Linked DNA regions of Homo sapiens: region 1 is linked to region 2. Evidence: chromatin loops called from intact Hi-C (ENCODE). Cell type or tissue: Calu3. All regions are shown on one strand. Each heading gives the region's core, and the rest is flanking DNA. Links, peaks and the distances in the headings are about the cores only.

Region 1 (5,390 bases), core at 331-5,330, 230 kb after region 2:
ATGTATTGTGTTCCCTCTAGAGCCAAGAACACTGCCTGGCGCAGAGGGGATGCTTGGTAAATATTCATTGTATCACTAAATGAACAATCTGTTGAAAAATCTGATTTGAAAGGACAGAGGAAAACTGGAATTGAATTCATTTCTGGTTCAGTTTGCATTCAATTACTGATTCAGTCAATCAATATTTACTGGGTATCTACTATAATCCAGGCACTGTTTAACTTCTTGGTTTGTATTAGAAATATAATTTCTAATCTACTAAGGTCTTAACCCTGCATATGCCTTAGAAAAGTAAAATGTTTGACTTTTCTAGAATTGGGCAGGTAAAAGCAATGGTTCAGTTTTACAGCATCTTGAAGAAGCCTTTTCAGCCAGGTTCGACCCAAATTTGCTTACACATGTTACCCACTCAACCAAACGTGTAAAGCATGTTGTTCTCTGAGCTCTTCTATGTGATCCAACCCTATATATTATATTACACTTATAAAATACCATGAAGCCCTTATGAATTAAAAGATAATTAGTGGTTCAACACACACAAGACATTAGGCTCAAAGTGTCAAAAATGTCATGAAAGACCATAAATCATGGTCTGCTTGCATTGATCCCTTATAGAGTTAGTTTTTAAATCATCTCTTTAACACCTTGTAAATGTACAAACAACGATGGACCCAAGGGAAACTTTAATATGTTTTTCATACATATTTTAATTTCATCTCAAAGTGCTAGCTGCATAAAAATTAAGTCAGACTCACAAAAACTCATTGATTTCCTCAGGATAAAACCCATCTGTCCAAACTAATTTAGAGCCTTTTTGAAGCCGTAAAGTTAGTCCTGCAACACTGAGGTCATTATGGGCATCCTGAGCTGGAGGAACTCTTGTGTAATTTTAAGAAGGCAATTTTGTTATATTTACTGTATTTAAATACAGTGCTACTTTTCACGAACAAAAGCCTCACTGTGTAACTGTATTGAAAGTAAACCAGAAGCTGTGAAAAGCGAGATCTGTTCTTTTCCTTGTGATTAATGCACCTTTCTGCCAAAATTGAGACTTCTTAACTGAGCTCATTTAATACAAAGTAAACGAATTCTGCTCTTTGGATTTGATCCTCTGGTTAAACCCTATAGATAAGGCTTTAACAGTGAATAGCTTTTCATTCTAAACAAAGGATGTTTTGATAGAAAGGTCAATACAAAGGTCTTTTATATTGTGATAACAGGAAAGGGAAATAACATATTAATGGAAACCCATGCCATGGTGGTCCAGGCTGGAAGGACACACAGAAGTAAAGACCATTCGGAAGTTAGAGAGGAGTTAGAGACCCATGGCCTCAAGAAGCCCTGGCCTTCTTCTTTAAATCCACTTCCAAAGGGCATTGTCTTTTATTATGCACCAAGCAAAGTAGACTGAAGAAGATCACAGTGCAATTTCAGGAAAACTGGAGAGTTACAGTTGCATTTTTCTCCACCCTGCCCTTAAGGACCAAGCCATGCAGAACATCACCCCTGAAACCATAGTGATGCATAGCGGAATTTTAGGATGATGGAGATTTAGGCATTTGAATAGGACAAATTAGCTGAAATTTCTGCTGCATCAGGATGCACAAGATCAGGAGTTCCAAGCTGTGACAGCATCACCCTTACAAGCTAGGAGGCCTTTTCTTTGTCCAAGTGAGGCTTCTTAGTCAGCTCTGCCCAATTTCTTAACCTTGCCCAGCAGGCCAGGCATATTCCTTTCTTCTTACTTGCCACTTTAATTTTCTTTCTCCATTTCCCAAGGAAAGTTTCATCATTTTATATATATATATATATGTATATATATATATATATATATATATATGTATATATATATATATATATATATATATATATTTTTTTTTTTTTTTTTTTGAGACAGAGTCTTGCTCTGTCACCCAGGCTGGAGTGCAATGGCACGATCTCGGCTCACTGCAACCTCTGCCTCCCAGGTTTAAGCAATTCTACCTCAGCCTCCATAGTAGCTAGGATTATAGGCGCACAATGCCACAATCGCTGTTTGTTTGTTTGTTTGTTTTTTGTATTTTTAGTAGAGGCAGGGTTTCACCATATTGGCCAGGCTGGTCTCGAACTCCTGACCTCAAGTGATCCTCCTGCCTCAGCATCCCAAATTGCTGAGATTACAGGCATGAGCCACCGCACCAGGCTAGGTTTCATAATAATCTAACCTAGGAGCTGGAACCTTTTTGTGCCTACCTCAGAGGGAAACAGGTTGTATTTGTTTTTTGTTTTTAGTGAGAACATCCCTATTTCCTTAAGAAGTTTCTGCTGATTATGGGAAACAGCAGAATTGAAAGGAGTAAAGTGAATTAATGGACAAATTGGTGGTTAGCTTAACTCATTTCTCTCATTCATTTATTCAACAAATATTTATTGAGCAACCACTAGGTCCTAAGGATCCAGCTAGATGTTAGAGATACACATATGGATTAGTCAGTCCTTGCTCCCAGAGCCAGAGAAAGACAGACCTATAAAAGGAGAAATCAGGGCACAGTTGAATGGAAGGCAAAGCTTTAAATATCCCTGGCCTGGCTGATGGCTTCCAGCCACTGCACTGGTCTGCCAGGACACTAACCAACTGACCAGTACTGACAAGGGTAGGGTTGTTTTGAATTTTTCATCCCCAAATGCTTTGAAAGTTTTCTTTATCGTGTCTTATAGAAGAAGGAGGAGAAGAGAAAGGAGAAAATGCAGTAGTAGGTCAAGTATTTGCAATAACCAGAGTTCAATGTTTCCTAGAGAGACTGTCTGGTTCCACAGTGCCCCCTTCTGGTAGGTTGCCATGGAGCAACAACCAGTGAAAAGTCTACGGAAGCAGGAGCTTCTGTTTACCGGTACATTACATGCATCACTGAATCCTCTCATCAAGTCTTCGGGGAAAGATTGGTATCATCTTCATTTTACAGATGAGGTTCATTCAGGTGCAGTGACCTAAACAAGGCCATACATCTTACATGCACCTGGAGTCAGGAGACAGACCCAGCCTAACTGGGTCTAATGTGTGCTTAAACACTCCATCTTTCTCCTTTTATAATTTATTGGTCAATCAATCAGCAGGTGCCTACTCCCCATCAACACCATGCTAGGCACTGGGAATTAGGGCTTTCCCTTCTCCCGCTTCTTGGGTATTTTCAAAGACCATAGGATGCTGGCAGAAAAAGGAAAAATCACAAGCTAGAGGGATCTGGTTCAGCCAAGAATTCATGAAGGCAGAGCATGATACAAACTAATACAATCCTAATAGCTGGGTTTGGTACAGATGGATAATAAGAAATATTTTATTTTCCCCAAAATATTCTTCCTGACAGAGTCTCTCATGTTACTGCGCATCCTTCAACCTCACTTACGAGAAACAGCATTTATGTGCACTGACTTCCAAACATGGCGCTAATCATTTGCTGTTTTCCTATTGAAAAAATCAAGTATTATATAGAGTTAAAAAGCAGACTTATTATTTCCTATTGTATAGGGCAAGATAATAACACATCTGTCTTTATCTATATTGGCGTAATCTCATTAGACAAAGTTAATAAAAGACATTGAAGAAACGAAAGAACTCAAAACAGAATTACCATTCAGCCCAGCAGTCCCACTACTGGGTATATACACAATAAAATATAAATCATGCTACCATAAAGATACATATATGTGTATGTTCATTGCCGCACTTTTCACAATAACAAAGACATGGAATCCACCTAAATACCCATCAATGGTAGGCTGGATAAAGAAAATGTGGTACATATACACCATGGAATACTATGCAGCCATTAAAAAAGAATGAGATCATGTCCTTTGCAGGAACATGGATGGAGCTGGAGGTCATTCTCCTAAGTGAACAAACACAGGAAAAGAAAACCAAGTACTGTATGTTCTCATTTATAATTGGAAGCAAAACAGTGAGTCCATATGGACACAAAGAAGGGAACAACAGACGCTGGGGACTACTTGAGGATGGAGGGAAGGAGGATGGCAAGGATCAAAAAACCACCCATTAGGTACTATGCTTATTACCTGGGTAGTGAAATAATCTGTCCATTTGTGGCCCTGAACCTAAAATAAAAGTTTTTTAAAAGGCAGTCTGCTTGAATGTTGAGCAAGATGTTTCCTAATTCTCTTCCAAGGAGAGAAGAGGCTGTGATAAGTACTCTTGTAGCTACCATGCTCCTCCTTACTGATTCACTCTGCCCTAAGTCTGTCAGCTTCCAGGGCCAGCCAAGGCCTCTGTCCCTACATGACTAATCTTCACTGTTGTTATAAACAATGTCCTACACACCACACAAAAAGTCCTCAAGGACCATCTTTTCCTGCTGATTGTCCTCAGCAAGATTTCAGAGCTCAATGGGATCTTATCTCTTTTTAAAATGAGCCTTAGGATGAGGGTCTGCATAGTGTAGAAATTAAGTTCACACACAGATCTGAGATTGAACCAGGTCAGGCTACATATGTATTGTGTGTTTGAAAAGTTATTCTTTCCCTTCTAATACTTTTAGTTTCCTCTTCTGTAAAATAGATGCAATAATACCTATCTCAGGAGGACTGAATGGGATAATGTGTGGAAAGTGCCTCTTAAATGACAGGCAGTATGTGATCTCAAAGTAACGATTTAATTCTTATCTATCTCAGAGATTATGACATCTTCCTGGAAATACCCTGCAAAAGCTTCTAAAGGATAAAGAATATAGGCACCTTACCCTAAGCATCATTTAAAATCAAGTTTGCATTAGAGAAATGCAAACCAAAACCACAATAAGACACCAGCTCACACCAGTCAGAATGCCTATTATTAAAAATGTCAAAAAATAACAGGTGCTGGTGAGGATGCTGAGAAAAAGGAATGCTTATACAGTATTGATTGGAGTGTAAATTAGTTCAACCATTGTGGAAAACAGTGTTGTGATTCCTCAAAAACCTAAAAATAGAACTACCATTTGACCTAGCAATCCCATTACTGGGTATATACCCAAAGGAATATAAAACCTTCTATCATAAAGACACATGCATGCGTTTGTTTATTGCAGCACTATTAACAATAGCAAAGACATGGAACCAACCTAAACGCCCGCCAATGATAGACTAGATAAAGAATATGTTATCACATATTTAACACATACCATATAATATATATTATATATATAAAGCATAATGTTAACTTTATGAATATCACATGTGTTAATTTATTTTGTGGTCAAAAACAAATAATTCAGATATTTATGTTATTTTATTTTGCAGAGACATATGAATAGCCAGCAATTTTCATAATGCACATAATAATATCATACCACATATTATCATTATATTGCATATTATTCTTCAGTAATGTTAATTTTCTCTGAGAAGTGATATCTCTCTCT
Region 2 (5,390 bases), core at 59-5,058:
AGCTGGGAAAATTCAGGAAAGGGAGAGGCTGTTAGGTCCAAATTGGAAGAGGAGAATCCTAGAGCTATTAGTCTTGGATTGTGGTGACTTTACCTTTATTTCTCCTGAGATAGATTCTCCCTTGCACCCATTTCCCTGGTGACTCATCTATCACTTAACCCACTGAGGGTTAAGATGGCTCTAACCCAACAGTTTCAGAGCAAATTTTTAACCTCTCTTCCTTCTGCTGCCTTCTGAATTTGAGTTATTGCTATACTTTTTAGAGATTAATAAAAGGACTAGACTTGGTGGGTCCATGACACAGGTTTGAGTTGAGTGTTCTGGTACCATCTATGTGACCTTGGATAAATAACTACTAATCATAGATTTGTCAGCTATGGAGTGGACACAGAGATGCCTTTTTATCGGATCCCACCCAGGACAGTAGTAGGAGGTTTATGTAATACATAGGGATTGTAAAATTATTTTATAGTTTTTACAAATTTGGAATTTAACTACTAGTCTCAATTCTCTATGATAATTTATCATAGAAATTATTGATTTGTATGATTACCTTCTTTTTGAAAAAAAAAAAGAAAAAGTTACTGCTTTCCCAGATGAGGATCCCATTGGGAAATAATGTTTGCTTTTTTGTCTTTCTGCCTCTGGTGTTTGTGTAACAGAAGGCAAAGTTCAGAATGGCTGCTGTCAGACAAAACTCTACAGACCTATAGAAGAAAATTTCAGGCCTCTTGCCTATTAGGTGAAGATTAAGTGTTCCCATGGTCTCCTCTATTATAGCAGTCAACAAGCCCATGATAAAAACAAAACCACTAACTCAACAGCTCTGACTTCATTTTTGCTGTATCTATTGTCCACTGGGTATCAACAAGAAAATAATCCCTTTCTGTAATACTTTCAGTTTTTACTTAGATGTGCAATCTGTTTTTTGTTTCTTTGTCCCATCATTGGTTAAGCATCCTAGCTTATACAATTGCTCCGTCCTTAAAGATAGAGGCATTGCCTTAATAACAGGAATATTCTACATACTAAAATAGCATCTTTGAAAGCACAAGTTCATTTTTAGAATTAATAATCAATGTTAATCTATTATCTTCAGGTGAATAATCACTTATACACATATTCTCTTATTTAATCCTCAAAACAGAGGCTCAGAGTGAGTACCTAACTTGCCCGAGGTCACATTGTTAGTGAGTGACAGAATTAGGGCCTCAGTCATTCTTTTTAGGTGAGCAACCTAAACTATGTTAACACAGAGTTAATGAAATGATCACTGACTGAATTAATAATTCTATCAACTAGACCCAAGGGACAACTAGCTTAACCAATATCTACCCCATGTAAGCCAAGAAGACTTCTTTTATCTGGGATTTCTCAGATAAACTAATAGGAATTCCAACGTTTGTTGAACCTAGTCAGTCATGGAACCCTGTTGAAGACCATTTCAGGGGAATAAGTTCTAAAGCACATGCTTTGGGAACAGCTGCTCCAGCTAGAGTCAGACTCTTTTACCAGCTACCCTCTTCCTCCCTCTGTCCTTCAACACTAGAGACCCTTGCTTAGCTCTTGTAACATGCAGCACTTAAATATAGCTTCTTGTTCTCTTTTGAGTGCACAAGTTATTAATTAATTTCAGTTGTAAAGAAATGAGCATTGCCAACTGTCCATTGTGCTTGTGATCTGGTGTTCTTTTGTCAAAAAGCACTGAGGCCTATTGTTCTAACCCTTCCCATGTTCACATTGAATTTCTGATGACAAAGCATATTTATTGTCTTCCATCCAGATTTTAAGTGCTGTTTGTGGGGTTTTGAGCAGTTGCCATTCTGAGGAGGAGCAGAGGAGCATGGCTTTGCCAAAGGTATGCTTGAACAAGGCAGCTAAAAATGACCAGACCTGTCTCCCCTTAGCCTTCTGTGTTTCATGTGGATTTTTCAGCAAACCTGCAAATCATGGTTGTTGTAGAGATTGTTCACTGCCTGGATATTAATTTTCTCCCCATAGAAAAAGGAGCTGGGAGATGAATCACTGAGTGGTTACCCAGCACAGAGAATGTTGTCTGCATTCATCTATCTTCCATTCAATCTTCCTTCAGAAAGACATTATGGGTGAGCCCCACTCTTCCGACTGCAAGTATCACCAGTGACAGCTTTGCAAGTGGCCTTAACAGCTTGTCAGGAAACTAATCAATGTAGGTTTTCACAAAGGAATCTACTTGATCAATATCATCAAGGAAGCCCAGACCTAACAAACAGATCACATAAGAGTTTTCATGATCAATAGAAGTTACACAGAAAGTAAATTATTGGGTATATTTCAACGAACGTATTATAAATGCTTCCTGATGATAGCTCTTTCTCTGGGAGCTACAGTAATATACCAAAAGTGATAGAAGAGGCAGTGTGTGCCCTGTCAGGCAGACCCCTAGGGACATGTTCTCAACATGAAACATACATACACAATTAGTTGAGAAGATGTAACTCTGGTTTTGAAGGAAAACTGGTTTTAATATTTGTCACCCTACCAGCAAGTAGATTATAAATTTTTGATGAATGGGATTATTTTGGCATCCCAGTACCATGGACATGGGCATATACTAGGCATATCAGTTATATTCTTGCTGAGTTGACCATTATTCCCTACACTTCTCAGAAACTATTGCTACTTCTATGTCATCCCTGCCATTTCCACCCTCTGCCTTTTTCCCCACTGTCCTTGGGGAAACCCCAATTCTAAATGTTGTAAACTTTCCTAACATATAATCCATAAGTGTGACATTAGAAAATGCTAAAATCTCTGGAAGTAAAATTTAAGGCATAGCTGTACTGTAATAATACATTGAGACATTACCCAATGTTTTTCTTCCTGGTGTTTATGTCTCTATCAAGTATCTTGCCTCATAAAAAATTGTGCAACAACTTAGCGGCCTAAATAACTGTAATTTTGTGTTCTCATAATCCTGTGGGTAAGCCTTATAGGCTGGGCTCAGCAATGGGTTTTTCTGCTGGTCTTGCCTGAGGTGAGCTCATGCATCTTCAGTGATTTTGTGGCTTAACTGGGCTGAAGTCCAAGATGACCTCACCCCATGTCAGGCGGTTGGTGCTGGCCATCAGCTGAGTTTCTCTCTTCACTCATTCTCTCTTCTTCAGGGAGACTAGCTTGGTTTTTTTCACATCATGCCACTGCATGCCAAGAGAATGAAAGTGAAAGCTGAAAGGACTTTTGAGGTCTAGCCTTGAGAATCACACAATATCAATTCCTCTACATTTTGTTGGTCAAAGTAAAACAAAGGGTTAGCCCAGATCCAAGAGGGGTTGGGAAATAGATTCTACCTCTTGTTGAGGGAGCAGCAGTCACATTGCAGGGGGACAGGGCAAAGGGATGGAAAGGTTTATTGTGGCCATCTTCTCAAAAAAATATCTACCACAATTTCCCTCTATTTTCCCCCTACCCACCCTAAACACATCACCCCACCTCATTCGAGAAGCTAGGTTTTCTCTGCTCCAAAAGGAGCCATAGAAGAGAGGAAATGAAAGAGTGGAAAGCAGAGAAGAAAAGTGAATGTCTTCCAGGTTTTTCTTTTAAGGGACTAAGCCTTTAGGATGTGGGAGAAACACGGAGAAGACAAAATGTTATAAAAAAAAAAAAAAGTGCATTGAGTCAGCTTCTCCTTAGATTAGGTAAAATTTCCTTGGGCTAGGAATGGAAGTGAGGGTCAAGGAGGACACAGAGGGGAGGATTTGGATAACTCAAAGAAGGGCCTGAAACAGGCTAGCAGAGATAACCATGCCCCAGTGTCATGGAAGAAGTAAAATAAATCTCACAATGTTAAGCATGTCTCAAGTAGCCTGAGAGCCACCCAACCTGAAGGAGGCATGAGCCAAAGGGAAAATCGAGACCTATGTGGAACAATGGCCAAAAAGCGGAAGGTGGCTTGTGTCTAAGAGAATTTCTGCATGGACAGAAAATAATAGAACCAGATGCCTCTCTTCCCTCTCCCTTCCATGCTATCAATAGCTTCAAATTACTTACTCCCAGTCAACTCCTCAAACCTTCCCTAGGTTAGGGAGGAGAGGAAGAGTCAAGATGGTGGAAATTACGCTTCCACTGCCTGAATGAGTCAGGGGCTTAATATCTGCATATTTTGGAGGATTTTATGGTCAGATCTCTTGAAGCTCTGCTGTCAGAGAGTCTTATCAAGCATGATATCAGTGGAATTCTCGGTAAACACCACTAAGGAGAGCTCCTTTTTGAAGGGAACTCTTGGTCTCCTAAGAACTAGGAATGAGTGGTATGCTTTCTTGCCATTTAATTGAAGAAGAATGAGACTGTCCCAGAACCCAAACATAAATTTCCCCTGCACATGACAATGAAGCACATAGTTTATCTTGTGACATCTGATCCAGAAGTTCAGTTCAATATGATTTGTCCATACTCAGCATTCTTATATTGAAAAAATATTTTTGAGCACCTATTTTGGGCCAGGTGCTGTAGAAGATGCAATGGCGAGCAAAAAGAGACTTTGTCCTTGACCTTTTGGAGCTTAGAAGGTCTAAGAAGTACCCCTTAATGGAATCTCCTTGTAGGTTACATAGTCTAGGAGAAAACTATATGGCCCTAAGTGGTTCTGCACACCTCCTGGGAGGGAAGCAACATGGCATCAATGTAAGGGCATCTTTAGAACTCTCTTGACAATTATCTTCCCTGGGACAAGCCAGATCAAACCGGCTCAGCTCTGGCAAATATTTTCTATGTATAGCCAAAAAGAAAACAATTAATTACCAAGACCTACCACAGTTAAGCACTGTGCTACAGGATTTACCTGTATTATATTCCTTAGTCTCTTCAATATATCTAACTTTCCAGTGTCTCCCAATTATGAGCACCATCTGCAAGAGTCCACTTGGAAAATACTCAAGGTAATGAACATTTCTTTTCTCCTTTCATCTTAGAATAAGCAAACACAATTTTCCTAGTCTTGTTAACATTTCTTACTTTATTATCTCCTAGGTGTGATAAGAGCTAATCTGATAAACTAAGGCAATGTGACAATGGATAATTATGACCCTATGATAAAAACAATTATGCTTTTATACTCCATAGGAAATTAAGCCATGCATACCATTAATAATAATTCAAGAACATAAACAAGAATATCACAGATATTTGGAAATTTGGTATTAATTTATCAGTATATTTTTATGACCCCTGTTTAGCCACGCTCCAAGTAAGGTAAGAACTTATAACTTTCCTTTCTTCTTTAACTTTGAGAGAAACCTGGCAGTCAGCTAGAGAAAAAGTATGCACTGGCATTTGTGAATGAGCACACAGTTCTCTCTGATTGATCATTTATGCTCTAGCATCCTCTGAGAGACATACATATATACTTCTGG

Evidence for each region. Hi-C counts contacts between places; a loop is a spot of excess contacts. Peaks named below come from ENCODE experiments on the same cell type or tissue, not always from the same donor. Only the 100,000 strongest peaks of a DNase experiment are listed, where the experiment ranks them.
Region 1: it touches region 2 in a loop (3-fold over the local background); 1 of 110 quality-filtered maps calls a loop at or near these places.

The regions. Positions count from the first base shown.
Region 1 is chr16:51,815,960-51,821,349 of GRCh38, reverse strand. No RefSeq gene overlaps it. Among named protein-coding and RNA genes, the nearest start is that of LINC01571, 56 kb to the right of the region's middle. In Calu3, for the core only: a CTCF peak has its summit at 2,815 (motif pointing left); a DNase peak (open chromatin) is centred at 2,799.
Region 2 is chr16:52,048,281-52,053,670 of GRCh38, reverse strand. All of the region lies in intron 3 of LINC02911 (long intergenic non-protein coding RNA 2911), which reads left to right. Among named protein-coding and RNA genes, the nearest start is that of LINC02911, 26 kb to the left of the region's middle. In Calu3, for the core only: no CTCF peak of the experiment used is centred there; a DNase peak (open chromatin) is centred at 3,070.